Regions from separate parts of the Homo sapiens genome. Here all the other regions are linked to region 3. A link is a contact called in ENCODE Hi-C or POLR2A ChIA-PET data. All regions are on one chromosome and are shown on one strand. The core of a region is the stretch at or near the end of the contact, and the rest is flanking DNA. Distances in the headings are between cores, read along the strand shown.

What was found. A loop is a pair of places that touch in the nucleus more often than their neighbours do. ChIA-PET counts read pairs that join two places held with the same protein, here RNA polymerase II (POLR2A). Pooled maps may share reads with other maps.
Region 1: a pooled map shows a loop between it and region 3 (13-fold over the local background). The contact joins the promoter of ING5 here to the promoter of HDAC4-AS1 in region 3. A Hi-C loop is called at or near these places in 1 of 37 single-sample maps with no recorded cell type and 6 of 50 pooled maps. POLR2A ChIA-PET finds 5 or more read pairs at or near these places in 1 of 52 experiments (HEK293).
Region 2: a loop to region 3 is called in a pooled map, with 6 times the contacts of the local background. The contact joins the enhancer-like site here to the promoter of HDAC4-AS1 in region 3. A Hi-C loop is called at or near these places in 3 of 50 pooled maps. POLR2A ChIA-PET finds 5 or more read pairs at or near these places in 2 of 52 experiments (activated CD4-positive, alpha-beta T cell and activated naive CD4-positive, alpha-beta T cell).
Region 4: a loop to region 3 is called in a map of CD8-positive, alpha-beta T cell, with 18 times the contacts of the local background. The contact joins the enhancer-like site here to the promoter of HDAC4-AS1 in region 3. A Hi-C loop is called at or near these places in 1 of 168 maps with a recorded cell type or tissue (CD8-positive, alpha-beta T cell), 2 of 37 single-sample maps with no recorded cell type and 5 of 50 pooled maps. POLR2A ChIA-PET finds 5 or more read pairs at or near these places in 1 of 52 experiments (T-cell).
Region 5: a loop to region 3 is called in a pooled map, with 18 times the contacts of the local background. The contact joins the promoter of LINC01237 here to the promoter of HDAC4-AS1 in region 3. A Hi-C loop is called at or near these places in 2 of 37 single-sample maps with no recorded cell type and 7 of 50 pooled maps.

The regions. Positions count from the first base shown.
Region 1 is chr2:241,700,787-241,703,486 of GRCh38, reverse strand. It overlaps ING5 (inhibitor of growth family member 5), which reads right to left and starts at 1,448. Exons shown (of 8, transcript NM_032329.6): 1 at 1,385-1,448. The coding sequence starts at 1,421. RefSeq lists enhancers at 330-959, 1,198-2,030 and silencers at 685-1,244, 1,429-1,592, 1,335-2,154.
Region 2 is chr2:241,608,968-241,611,667 of GRCh38, reverse strand. All of the region lies in intron 2 of THAP4 (THAP domain containing 4), which reads left to right. Among named protein-coding and RNA genes, the nearest start is that of THAP4, 27 kb to the left of the region's middle. RefSeq lists enhancers at 389-909, 1,126-1,626, 1,627-2,128 and a silencer at 1,107-1,676. Within about 2 kb of position 1,332, at least 21 of the 41 ENCODE cell types and tissues checked have a DNase peak (open chromatin) inside an H3K27ac peak, as active enhancers do.
Region 3 is chr2:239,400,007-239,402,706 of GRCh38, reverse strand. HDAC4-AS1 (HDAC4 antisense RNA 1) reads right to left here and starts at 1,271. Exons shown (of 2, transcript NR_135575.1): 1 at 1,171-1,271; 2 at 350-632. HDAC4 (histone deacetylase 4) reads left to right here and starts at 1,687. Exons shown (of 27, transcript NM_001378414.1): 1 at 1,687-1,729. RefSeq lists an enhancer at 479-608 and silencers at 739-1,008, 1,279-1,398, 1,419-1,858, 1,869-2,038.
Region 4 is chr2:236,544,552-236,547,251 of GRCh38, reverse strand. It overlaps a transcript of ACKR3 not described here. Among named protein-coding and RNA genes, the nearest start is that of ACKR3, 24 kb to the left of the region's middle. RefSeq lists enhancers at 830-879, 2,000-2,129. Within about 2 kb of position 1,296, at least 7 of the 41 ENCODE cell types and tissues checked have a DNase peak (open chromatin) inside an H3K27ac peak, as active enhancers do; they include CD8-positive, alpha-beta T cell, where a contact is called at or near this core.
Region 5 is chr2:241,879,993-241,882,692 of GRCh38, reverse strand. LINC01237 (long intergenic non-protein coding RNA 1237) reads right to left here and starts at 1,330. Exons shown (of 4, transcript NR_110220.1): 1 at 1,215-1,330; 2 at 58-133. It overlaps LOC105373978 (a long non-coding RNA gene), which reads left to right and starts at 1,366. Exons shown (of 3, transcript XR_924077.3): 1 at 1,366-1,578; 2 at 1,676-1,824. RefSeq lists an enhancer at 1,310-1,900.

The DNA.
Region 1 (2,700 bases), core at 199-2,698, 2.3 Mb before region 3:
GCGCAACCATTCCCCACAGTCTGCCAGGAGGACCCCCGTGCTGCTTTCGCGTCTGCTTTGTTACCCCCTAGACCAGGCCAACCTCCGCCCCCTGCACAGCTGACACAGGCTCCTAAGGGGGGCTGCCTCCTCCAGTCTTGGCCACCCTCCCATCTGCTGTTCACAGTTACCAGGCAATCATTTTAAACCTAACTCTATCTTATGCATCTGATGCTTCCAGCCCCAGTGTTTTCCCAGCTCCCCTAGAGGACAGAGGCACAGCCTCCCGGCTGGCACAGCCTCCCAGACACACACAAAGTCAACCCTCCTTGGGAGGCCAGCCCACTGGCTGGGCACCAGGATAGAGAAGGCCTCCCCTCCAGCGTGCTCCCCAGCTTGACTCTTCTACCCAGGGAACCCCCCACTACTCAGACCCCCAAGAGACAGCGGAGCACATGGGCAGAATCGGGCGTCCCTCTAGGGCAGCGGTCTCCAGCTCCAGGCCACGGCTCACTCGCCACTGTCTCAGCCCCTGGGCGGGTGCCAGGCCGAAGACCATGAGGATCCCCAGTGCAGCGCCCCCACAAGGGCCCTCCAGAGCCACCCGGCACAACCCCAAACACCGCGACCCCAAAGCTGTGCCCATCCCGGGCCGACGTCAGGGGTCCCGCGTGGGGTCTGCCCCTCTACGAGCGGGAGACCCTGAGCAGGCTGCTCGGCAGCGCTGGACCTTCCCTGGTGTGTAAAGTGAGGGAAAGCACCGTCCGCTCAGCCGCTGGGGGCGCCGACCTGCTGCCACCTGGAAACAGCACAGCCCGCCCACCAGGGCCGACTCGGCACCGCCCTCCCCGCCTCCGCGCCGCAGTCCCCAGTGCCGGGGAGAGACGCCCCGCGGCCCGCACGCCCTCCCCAGCCGCGGTCACACAAGAGGCCGGCGCACACGGGCGCACAGCCAGGCGGAGGCCCAGACCCCGGAGCCCCCAAGGCCCGGAGCCCCGCAGCGGGCGCCAGCTCCTCCTGCAGACGGGACAGGGACGGGCGGGACCTGGCGGGGCCGGGGCCGGAGCTGGGGGCGGAGATGAGGCGGGGCCTGGGTAGGGGCGGGACCTAATATGTGGGCGGGGTCGAGGCCGCAAGCCCCGCCCAGCATCGCCAGGCCCCGCCCCGCCGTGACGCACCTGGAATTGGCGCGACCCAGCCGGCGGGACCCCCCGCGCCCGCCCCCCGCGCCCTCCCCTCCCTTGCGGCCCTGCCCCGCCCCGTCCGCGCGCCCCCCGTCGCGCCCGGCCGCGCCCGCCGCCCTCCCGAGCCCACGGGGTCTGCATGCGGTGCCCGGCGCGCGGGGGGCTGCGGCACGGAGGACTCCGCGTGGGCGGCGGGCGCGGGGCCCGTGGGGCGCGCTTACTGTCCAGATAGTGCTCCAAGTACATGGCGGTCGCCATCTTCGTCCGCGGCCGCGCTCGGGGTCTGCGCGGGCGGGCGGTGCCGCGGGAGGCGGGGGCGGGGCGGTGCCAGCGCGCTCACTATTCATGAGTCGCGCGCGCTGATTGGTCGCGCCCGGGGGCGGGGTCGGACACGCCTTTCAGCTTCCGGCGGGCGGCGGGCTGCGGGGCCCGGGCGGAGGTTGTGGCAGCGGCGTCGGGCAGCGAGCAGGACCCAGGGCCGCAGCGGATCGGAGGCCGAGGAGGAGCAGGGGTTCCCGGCCCCACCGCCCGGCGTGCGGCCCAGGGCACCCAGGTGGGCGTCTCCCCTCCGCACCTGTCAGCGACCCCTGGGCCACCAAACGCAAACACGTGGTCCCGGGGACCTCACGCCCGTCCTGACGGCGCCCACGCGACCCCTGCTCCCGGCCGGGTCCCGGACAGGCCGCCACGAGGCCCTCCCTTCCCGAAGGCTCCTTGGGACCTGTCTGGCTCAGCGCCTTTCCCCCGGACCCCGAGCCCCCGGGGCCTCAGCCCGGCCTGAGCCGAGGGCCGGCACCGCGTGGCCCGGGCGAGCTGCCCCTCCCTCAGGGCCTGGGCCCTGGCGCCCTTCCCCCGCCAACGCCGCCCCTTCCCTCCGAGGAAAGCGGCCGCCCCGCCCAGCACCAGTGAGGGCACTGGCTCCTTTGCTGCCACCTCTCGAGGCAGGCAGGACCCGCACCATCTGGATGCCTTGGCCGAAAAGGCACGTGCGGCAGTATGATATAGTTAATAAGATGGCGTGCAAAGGTGTGCCGTAAGATGCATGCAAAAATACTGGAGAAGGCCGGCGCGCTGGCGCACGCCTGTAATCCCATCACTTTGGGAGGCCGAGGCGGGCGGATCACTTGAGGGCAGGAATTTGAGACCAGCCTGGCCAACGTGTTGAAACCCCGACTCTACTAAAAATACAAAAAAAAAAAAAAATTAGCCAAGCGTGGTGGCGCACGCCTGTAGTCCCAGCTACTCCGGAGGCTGAGCCCGGGAGGCGGAGGTTGTAGTGAGCTGAGATCGCGTCTGCACTCCAGCCTGGGCGACAGAGCAAGACTCTGTCTTCAAAAAAAAAAAAGAAAATTTTAAGAAAAAAAAAATACTGGAGAAACATAATTAAAATATGTTTCAGACTCGGCACGGTGGCTCACGCCTGTAATCCCAACACTTTGGGAGGCCGAGGCGGGCGGATCACTTGAGGGCAGGAATTTGAGACCAGCCTGGCCAACGTGGCGAAATCATGTCTCTACTAAAAATACAAAAATTACCC
Region 2 (2,700 bases), core at 83-2,582, 2.2 Mb before region 3:
ACTGCAACCTGTGCCTCCGGGGTTCATGCCATTCTCCTGCCTCAGCCTCCCTAGTAGCTGGTACTACAGGCACCCGCCACCACGCCCGGCTAGTTTTTTATATTTTTAGTAGAGATGGGATTTCACCATGTTGGCCAGGCTGGTCTCGAACTCCTGACCTCAGATGATCCACCCGCCTTGGCCTCCCAAAGTGCTGGGATTATAGGCGTGAGCCACTGCGTCCAGCCGGCAGCACCCCTTTCTTTCGGAGTGGCGCATTACTTCTCTATGGCGGGTGGTGGGTAACCCTGCATGGAGGCCAGCCTGGGCCTTCAGCACCTGGGCGAACACCTGGGGTGTCCTGGGCAGACGCGTGGGGTGCCCTGGGCCTGCTGTTTGCAGGAGCTCCCTGTGGCAGAGCGGGGGCCAGAAGAGCCTCCAGGCTTCCCAAGTCCAGGGCTCCCCACTCCGCCCCAGGCCTCTGAGCCAGGCCAGACCCTGAGGCTTCTCAGGGGCCACCCCCCCAGCTCCCAGAGGCCCCTCCTGTCCTCCAGCGAGGCACTGACCCACCACTTCTCACAGCATCCGTATGTGTGTTTTGGTGGCTGTGGGTTGTATCTGTGACCTATTTTCCCTCAAAATCAAGTTCAGGGAAAAGGTTTTTTCGTTATTTTTGTTTTTTTTAATTCTTGGGAGGGAAGGTGATAATATTGTTACTTACCTGAGAGTCCCCCTCGGAGACCCCCAGAAGCTGGTTTTAAGGGAAGAAAGAGTAAGATCCCTTTCTGTGTCTCTGTCTCTGGCCCCGTCTCTGGCCCCATCCCCGTGTCTCTCTGGCCCTGTCTCTCTGTCTCTGTGTCTCTGTCCCCGTCCCGTCTCTCGCTGTCCCTGGCTCTGTCCGTCTTTCTTCCCCATTTAAGGAGCGCCTCCTCTCCGGTCCCCTCTGAGGAGCGCTGGATGGAGGACAGGGCCTCCCGGAGAGGACTCCACGGTGGGTGGTGGGAGGGAAAGACCAGGGGGAGGCAGAGGCTGCCGGTGAGAGGCGTCTGCCAAGTAGATGAGGGGCCGGGAGAAGACCCCGTGGCTGGGGAAGCAGGAGTGGGGAGGGCGGGGCCTCCGGGCCGAGGGGCGCGGTCGCTGTGGTCTGTGGAGGGGCTGGCGAGGCTCCCGCCTCTGCTCTTGCTGGAGCTCTTGAGTGAGCCCTGTGACGCCTGCTAGGTGAGGTGGCAGCCAGTGAGCGCGCCCCACCGCCCAGCGCCGCCCAGCCTCCGCCCTGACTCCTCTGCCGCTCCCCAAACAGGGCGCGGTGGCGTGACCCTGGCGCTGGGGGGCGAGCGCGGCCCTCCCGGTCCCGCAGGCGCAAGAGAGGGCGGAGATGCGGCGCCTGAGGCGGGGCTGCGCTTCCGGGGCGGGGCCGGCGGAGGCTGGAGGGGGCCGCCCGGGAGCAGAGGCAGGACTTGCGGCGCGTGCCCCTCACCCTAGCCCGGGGCTGTCCTGCCTCGTGGGGAGTGTGAAGGCCATGCCCGGCGCCGCGGCCCTGGTGCCCCTGTTCCACTGGGACCCTGGGGGGCGCCGCCAGGCCCCTTGGCCTCTTCCTCGGGGCCCTCGGGACCCAGGGGCCGGTGGTGGCCGTGCCGGGGACTCGGGCGTGAGGGGTGGAGATCGCGGCCCCGGTGCAGCAGCTCAGAACCTGGACTCTGGATCGCTGCTCCCCAGCGCCCGGGGTGCCGCTTCCCACAGGGTTCAGCTCCCATGCAGGCTGCGCTCACCAGTGGAAGTGGGTCCACCCGGTCCCAGGAGAGCCAGAGCCCCGTGGCAGTCGCTGTGGGGTGTGCTCCGCACAGGCCAGAGAGCCGGCCCAAAAACCTGAGGTTTGCAAAGCCTCTTTCTTTCTTTTTTTTTTTTTGAGAAAACGTCTCTGTCGCCCAGGCTGGAGAGCAGTGACACGACCTCGGCTCACTGCAACCTCCGCCTCCCGGGTTCAAGCAATTCTTGTACCTCAGCCTCCCGAGTAACTGGGATTACAGGCGTGTGCCACCACGCCCGGCTAATTTTTGTATTTTTAATAGAGACAGCGTTTCACCACGTTGGCCACGCTGGTCTCAAACTCCTGACCTGAGGTGATCTGCCCGTCTCGGCATCCCAAAGTGCTGGGATTACAGGTTCAGTGAGCCATTGCGCCCGGCCCAAAGCCTCTTTCTTTTCAGTGCTGAGCTGGATAAAGTCTACCAAACTGAAAGGTCTCCAAGGCTATAGCTGGCTGTCTGAGAAATTATGGTGTTTGTTTAGCCCATCTTAGGACTTGGGCTATCCCAGGTGACTGAGTTTTGCTGTTTCACACCTCCCAAGGTTCTTCTCATTCTTCCTTTTCTCCATTAATGGTAACTTGTCTTCTCAATTGCTCAGGCCAGAAACCTCCGTTACCATCTTTTCTTACGTGTTTCACATCCAAACCATCAGCACATCCGGGTGGCTCTGCCTTCAAGATAGATCCAGAAGCTAGGTCCTTTCCACTGCCTCCACCACGGCCACCTGGCCCAGGCCACCCTCCTCTGCCACAAGGGTTTTTGCCATTGCCCTCCCTGGCTTCCTGTGGTTGCAGTCAGAGACCTCGTCCCTCCCACTCAGCCTTCTCGAGGGCTTCTGTCTGCTCAGAGTCAAGGTCACGGCCCTTCCGAGGGGTGAGGATCTCCTTCCCCTGGCCACACTGGCCTCCTGTTC
Region 3 (2,700 bases), core at 22-2,521:
TTTTGCGCAGGCACTTCTCTTTGTACGTGAAAAACTAACTTTGGTAGACTTACAGGCAGGTTTTAATATTTTCTCGTGATTGTATGTTTTTGAGAATCCTGTCAAATGATACTGAATCTTATCTAGATGTTAGCTAGCTACAGACCCTGTTTCATTCTACATGAAAATTAGATAGTGCACCGTTTCCATCAGCAGCCAAGTCTCCAAAACCCCGTAATTGCTCTCCTTTTCTTCAGCTGTATCTTGTTTTAAAGTTCTCTAATTCACCATTCCTTTCCTTCTAAGTTTAGCCTAAGCATTTCTTGCAATGACCAAAGTTTTCTAATTATTAATGAGATATTTAAGGAAATGTAAAATTGGCATTTTTATTTTGCTAACTGTATTTTTATCCACATAACTAGTTTCCCCCACCAAGAATCACAGGTCGAGAATGCTGTAAAAACGGATCCTTTCTCAGCTCCTAAAAGGAATGGCCTACAATCGAAGCGAACGCGCATCTCCGCCAGGTCCGCAACCACAGGCCCACGCCGTCGGGCCCCACGAACCGGCGCGCGCTGTCAAAGGCGCTTCCTCCCTGGAACGCGGGATTCCGGGGACAGTGTGTGCACTCAAGTTGAAAAGTTGTCATACTCCTGTTGGAAAGAAACGGAAACATCACCACCAGGAGGGTGGCCACTGAAGACCCTCGCCGACACCTGCTGGCAACCAAAGGCGCTTCCGGGGATCTACGGGCCGACCTGTAACTCAACACAAGCCTCCCAAGCCCTGCGGCCTTAAAACAACGCCCACCCGGGCGGTGCGCCGTTCCCGCCACCTCCACGCCTGCCTGGACCCGGACTCGAGACCCTGGCGGCGGGCCGGGCTCCCTCCGCCTGAGCAGGGACGCGGCGAGCGCATCCCACGACCCTCGGCAGCCGTTGCAGGCCTGGCGGACCTACACCCCACACCCTCACGGCCGCGTTCCCGCCGCGGGGCAGGGCGAGGCCCACGGCGCCTGCGCACTCAGTGACCGGGCCGCCCTGCGCCTCCGTGCGCACGCAGCACCACGTGACCCACTGCCAGTATCCAAGATGGACGCCGCGGCGAGGCCTGGCCGGCTCCCCGCGTTAGCCTGCACCCCATTGTGTGCCCTCTAAGCGCGAATTAGGCTCGCAGACATGCGGTGCTGACCGCTAGGCAGCCATGCGGGCTACCGAGTGCGACCGGACACGGCCGGGGCCCGTGTTTACGGCCACTACTGGCCCCCGGTCCCTGCGCCTCCTCAACCGCGAAGCACCCAGCGGCTGGCGCCTGGAGCGTCTTTTGGTACGCCCCACCCTCTAGAATTGGCAGCTCCAGCAGCCAATGAGGTCCAGGACGCGTGCGGGGAGGCGGGCAGGGGTGGAGCCTCTCTGCCGCTCATAGGGCATCCGGCCCCGCGGTTGAGCAGCCGCTGGGCGAGGGGTGGGAGCAGACGGGCTGTGCGCAGGTTTCAGCGGGCCAATGGAAGGCCGGCCAGGCGCCCGGGGCGGGCGGGCGGGAGGCGGGGCCGAGCCGTAATTGACGAGCTCTTCATTAGAAACCAGGCGGGAGGGCGGGGCCCGCAAGGGGAGGTGACGCAAGGCTGCCGCAGCCAATGGTTGGCGAGCCGCCGGCTGGCTGGGCGGGGCCGGGCCGGCTGACGGGCGTGCGGGGTGGCCTATCGCCGCCTGGCTCGACGCTGGAGTGGGGAGAAGCATCATGGTTCAACGTGGGTCAATTTTTTGTGAATGAGGAGGGGAGGTTGTGGGGCCGCCGCCGCGGAGCACCGTCCCCGCCGCCGCCCGAGCCCGAGCCCGAGCCCGCGCACCCGCCCGCGCCGCCGCCGCCGCCGCCCGAACAGCCTCCCAGCCTGGGCCCCCGGCGGCGCCGTGGCCGCGTCCCGGCTGTCGCCGCCCGAGCCCGAGCCCGCGCGCCGGCGGGTGGCGGCGCAGGCTGAGGAGATGCGGCGCGGAGCGCCGGAGCAGGGCTAGAGCCGGCCGCCGCCGCCCGCCGCGGTAAGCGCAGCCCCGGCCCGGCGCCCGCGGGCCATTGTCCGCCGCCCGCCCCGCGCCCCGCGCAGCCTGCAGGCCTTGGAGCCCGCGGCAGGTGGACGCCGCCGGTCCACACCCGCCCCGCGCGCGGCCGTGGGAGGCGGGGGCCAGCGCTGGCCGCGCGCCGTGGGACCCGCCGGTCCCCAGGGCCGCCCGGCCCCTTCTGGACCTTTCCACCCGCGCCGCGAGGCGGCTTCGCCCGCCGGGGCGGGGGCGCGGGGGTGGGCACGGCAGGCAGCGGCGCCGTCTCCCGGTGCGGGGCCCGCGCCCCCCGAGCAGGTGGGCTCCGGGCCGCCGGGAGTGAGGGCGGGGGCGGGCGGGCGCCGGGGCCGGCCGGGCGCCGTTTATGTAACTTTGTCAAATGCTGTGAGTTTGCAGAAAAACGTCCCTGCCGGGGGTCCGCGGCCCCGCGCTTGTCGTCGCCGCTGCGAGCGCCCGGGGGGTCGCGGGAGGGCGGGGGGCTGCCCGGGACCCGCTCGGCTCAGCCCGCAGGGCGCCAGCAGGCCGAGACGGGGCCCGGTCCCGCTCGGGGGTGGGATCCGCGTTTGCCGGCGTTGCGAAAACACACCACGGAATCATAAGCAAATTATCTCGTATTTACATTGAGCGTTGAATTATTTGACACTGTTATAGGAGGAGACCGTGCGTA
Region 4 (2,700 bases), core at 47-2,546, 2.9 Mb after region 3:
ATAATATTTGTAAACAGTCATTAGCTCTCTATAAAGAGGCTCTGGGCAACTTTTATTTCCTTCTTCACACTGTACTAGGTTTTCTGCAGTTTCTAGAATCATTATTGCTGAGGTCTCACAACCACCTGTCATCATGACAATGTGTGTCTATGGACAGGGGTGATGGATGCCATCTAAGACAGGTGGAATAAGAAGTCTCCACCAACCTCCAACTCTCTGACTCTAGAGTCAATGCTGCTGAAGCCCGACAAGAGAGGATGTACTGTTCAGGGGAAGACAAAAGTCACAGGGCCAATGCTGCATTGATTTACAGTGGGAACAACCACCTCCAAGGCCAGCCCCTTTCTCTCCCTGTAGGCAGCTCTTAGAGAGAAGCCAAAACATAGTGAGAACATGCTTTCACTGGGGTGGATTCAGAGCAAAGGAAGTGGGCTAAGTGAGCCTCCTGCATAACGGTCACAGGAAACACAGCCTCCTTGCCCTTCCTGCCAGTGGGCTGGGTCGCCCAGTCCCCTGAACGAGGCTCCCCATCCCCAGGCAGGGTCTGGATGGCACTGCCCACATCTGTTTGCCTCTGGTGCTCTGCGCACTCTCTGCTGCCCAGGTTCTCCAACCCTCTCTTCCTGTAGTGAGTAAAGCTTCAGGCAGGAGGGTGGTCACGTCTGGCAGGCCTGAGCGCCCTCTCCACGGTGACTGGCTGTCTGCTCATCTTTGGATGTTACAATTTAAATCTCAGAGCACACTCTGATACCTGTAAATTTAATTTATCATTATAACCACCAAAAACTGACAACAAATTTTATTAAATTTATAGTGGAAAAGTATCTATGTAGTAAAAATCACAATGTGAACTAGCCCTGCCCTTGTGGAGAGAGATGGACTCAGAGAGACAGAGGGGGAACTTCATTGATCACTGAAGTCAAGAGGTGTGTGTCAGTGAGTGGGCCCTGAGAAGCCGTCCTTCCAGAAGGAGGCCTCAAAGAGGTCCTTTTCCCCCAGGGGCACACCTGTCATCAAAGTACCCATTGTGCCTACAACGATGTAAAAAATCATCTTCCTATCACAAATTCAACAAACTTAGCTAATTATCTAGCTTCTCCTGGGACCAAGAATCGTTAGAAAGAAAATTCTGGTACGGGAGCAAAACATCGCATCGTTGGTGCTTCACAACTCACAAAACGTGGTCCTGTATTTTCTCCAGGAATACATGCAATGAGTCTCTGAAAAGGAAGCAAAACTTACAGTGGTGAAACGTGGCCCCTCCTTTGTAGTCGTGCTGAGAAACAGAGAACAGCTGTCCACAACTTCATTTCCTTTCTCGCAGACTTTAAAGTTGGGGCTTTTCAATTCTCATTACGCCGTATGTTTTCGGTGTGTGAAATTCAACAATGATACACTAAACCAGGCAAATAATTTAATAAATAAACATGACTTCTCTTTCTAATAATATAAATTTATTTGGCTTGGAAAACACAGTGAGCTCTCCCCATAAGAACTGTAAAGTATATTCCCAGGGGTTTTATTTTACATCCCCAGATAGAAGAGATTCCGTGTCATATACCATGAAATCGTAGTGTTTCATAACCAAGTTGTAAAGTGCAGCACTGAAAGTTGATTTTGTCCGTCTGCCACACTTTTATTGACGATTTGATACACTCATTCTTCCCCGGAGCCCTAATATTTTGTGCACTCTTCTTGCCATACCTTGAACATCATCGTCTAAACATTGATTGGCTGCCTGTGGCACTCTGGCTCCCAGATCCTGGGGTGTAGCATGTGTCTTTCCTACAGACATCTGCACAAATGCGGAAGAAATGTCAAATAGAAACCCTGAGTTTCTACGTGATGTGACTTTGAGACGGTAAATGAAGCGGAAAGCCTGGGTGTTGTCTTCTTAGGCAGGGTGACAGAAGGAGGGCTCTGGATCCCAGCAGAGGGGGCATTTCAGACCCGTGAGTGAGCCCACCAGGCACGAACTCTCAAACTCCCTTGGGCGACAGAGCCCCTGGAAGTCAGGGCGTTTGTCTCACATCCTTCAGTTGCTAGAAACAGAAGCCCTCCCAGCCACATGGAAGCTTCTAAAGATGACGAAGGCACAGAAAGGACCCGGGGTGTCCCACAGAATCCAAGGGCAGTGAAGGCGAATACCCTGAGTGACTATAGTGAACAAGCATGCCCGGCAGCCCCAAGATATCAGGCTCCTTGGGGGCCATGTGTCTTCCCCACCTCTGCTCTGCCCTGGTTGCCAGCCACCACCTGTGGACCAGAGTTCTCCTCTTTGGAGTGAAAACTAGTGGCCTGAGTTTTCTACAAATATATCCAAGTGTCCCCAATTAAAAGCAAACCAACAAACTCCATATTCTGTCTTCTATATTATGTTATACTTTCTAAGATTCTAAAACAATTGCCTGCACTCCGTGTCTCTACTTTCTCCCAAATCTAGCCCACATCTCTCTCCCAAGCACAAAACCTGGTACCTCGAATTCCTGGTCTGAGCCAGTCATTATCCCCCTGACCCCACTTTTCCTTTTATTCCCTCAGCTCGGTTACAAGACCACCATCCATCCAGGGGCTCAGCCCAGAATCCCGGGGACCGTCTTCATTCTGCCTTCGTCTTCAACATCTGCTCGTCCCTATTCCCATCGACTCAGGCCTTCAGGCATCTCTCCAGCCTGCCCTGAGCTCTCCAACCCAAGCTAC
Region 5 (2,700 bases), core at 81-2,580, 2.5 Mb before region 3:
TTTCAACAAAGAAGGTACACAGTGATCAATACACTCATGAAAGGGTGTTCAACTCACCCGTCACAAGGAAATGCAAACTAACGCCTCACTGAGATCTGCCAAACTTCTGGTGCCGACTGTGACCTGGCCGCGCCTGCGGGGGGCAGAGGAGAGAAGGAGACTGGGGGTGAGGTCCACGTGTCCCAGGCAGGGGGACAGAGGCCAGAAGAAAGTGGCTGCGGGTGAGATCCACATGTCCCAGCCAGGGACGGAGAGGAGGGAGAACCGGACAGCAGCATCTGCTTCCAGCCACGTCACGTGTTTGGAGAGGCGGTGTCACCTCAGTGTGAGGAATGGCCACTCAGGACACGTCTGGACTTCCTCCCAGCCACCTCTCACCAGGGATCAGAATCCCGGCCCCGGGGACCCTCGACCCATAAACATCTTGGGCCTACAGCACCACCAAGCACGCCACAGCCTTGGCCTGGGGCTGCTTCAGAGACACCGCACGGAGGGCTTCTCACTTCCCCAGCCAGGAGCCACCCACGCTGCACCCGGGGAGGCCCCAGTTGCATCTGTCCCACCTTTCAGACCGAGCCAGCCAGAGGCGCCCAGAAAGACTATGCCAGGCCTCAGCTGTGTTGAAACCCAGGTTGGGGACAGTGGCAGGACCTGTGCCAGCGTCTGCCCTTGCTCCTGGCTGGATTCAGTTACTTGGCTGGGCCCCAGTGAAGGCGCAGAGGGCACCACCACCTGCACAGGAAGGGAAGGAAGCCCACAGCAGAGCCAGCACACGTGTGGCCACGCCCCGGCCCAGCCCCCCCTCACACGTGGCCACACCCCCTGCCCAGCCCCCTTACATGTGGCCACACCTCCGATCAGCCCCCTTCCACACGTGGTCACGCCCCCTGTTCAGCCTCCTCGCACATGACCACGCCCCCGTCCAGCCCCCGCACACAGGGCCACTCCTCTAGCCCAGCCCCTCACACGCGTGACCACGCCCCTTAGTCTCCTCGCTCGTGGCCACGCCCCCTGCACGGCCCCCTCGCGCGTGGCCACACCCCTGTCCAGCCACACACACACACACACACACACACACACACACACACACACACACACGCTGGGCCACGCCCCTACCCAGCCCCCTCACACGTATGGGCACGCCCCTGCTCAGCGCCCTCACACGCATGGCCACCCCCCGTCCAGCCCCTTAACGCGTGCTGCCCCGTGCCCACCTACAGCGGCCTCCTCCGCACCAGGGCTGACCCAGTGTGGGGTCCAGGTGGGCTCTGGTAGGCCCCCGGGCAGAGCTGTGCCCCGCGTCACTGAGGATGCACAGAGAAAAAGGAAGGGGCGGAGGAAGCGGAAACCCGAGCAGCGCTGCCTGGGCGTGGCAAGCCCGCTAGTTTTCCCGCCCGCTCATCTGCTTTCCCTCCCTCCATAATAAGTGTGGCACCTGGAGTGTGTGACTTTCATGATTTTCTTTTAGGAGAAACATAACGCAGTCCTCTGTCCCGCCCCTCCTGCAGGGAATGGTCATGGGGGCGTAGTTAACCCCATGCGTGCGGAGGTACACCTTGGAGCCCAGCGCCGACACAGGTCAGGAGAGTGTTAGCCACTGCTGAATGACTCCTGTTGTGTGCAAAATTGTTTTGACTTTTAAAGACTACACACAACCCATTCTGCCATTATTTAGGGTGAATTATACTGCTGGGTCACAAGAAGAAGACGTGGCTCCTCTTGATGCTGAGGGAGGCCTGGAAGTCATTGCTGGGAGCTTGGGAAGAGGGCTCCCCGAGGCAGAGCCTCCCAGGGGACAGAGGCGGCCCAGCGATGACCTGGGAGGTGAGCACAGGTGTGCGGGGCCCCTCGGGGCCCACCATAAGGCCCCACAGCAGGCCCTAACCTCCCCCATGTGTCCTAAGGCAGTTCCATTTGCATTGGCAATGGTCATTTCACTACTTCTGACCTGGAAGCGAGGTATATGTTTGGAGGTGACACGAGGCTCCCAAAGGGGTGCTATAGGGCGCCTTTTCTTATTTTATAAAACTTACATCGAAATGAGCCGCACCCTGAGGGGCAGCCCACCTGCTCACCCCTGGAGGGACTCTCCCAGGGCTGAGGGTCTTCCCCAGATGCTTCACCCGGGCTCCTCCAAGTGTGGGGTGGCCTTCAGTCTGCTGCGAAGAGGATGTGGGGTGTCTGGCAGCCACTCTGCTCTGGATTTGCGGGAACCTCTGCTGCCTCCCTGGTGCCCCTTGATTGGCGCTGGGTCTAGGAACCCCCTCTGGGTTGGAACTGGACTTGAAAAGGTCATTTTCTGCCTGCACCCACCAAGGCCACCTGGGGCTGTGGAGCCAGGAAACCCCTGTCACTCTCCTCAGATGCTGGCCCGAGGGCACCCTCAGTCTCCCTGAGTCCAAATCACCTTTTCTTCCCAAATGACCCAGCAGCCTAGGCCAGCCCCAGCTGGAAAGACTGCTCCCCTCTCTCCTCCGCTCTGCTCCCCTGCCCTCTCTTCCCCTCCCCTCCCTTCCTTTCTTCTGCTGGCGGAAGTCCTGTGCCAATCCCACATCCACATCCGTCACTGCACTCCTGGATCACACCTGGACAGACACAGAACTAGTCCTGGGAGTGATCCCAGGGCCAGGACCCTAGTAATGAGTTATCTAAATGTCTCTGGGTGTCTGGAATTGGTTCTCTGCTCCAACTAGCTTTAAA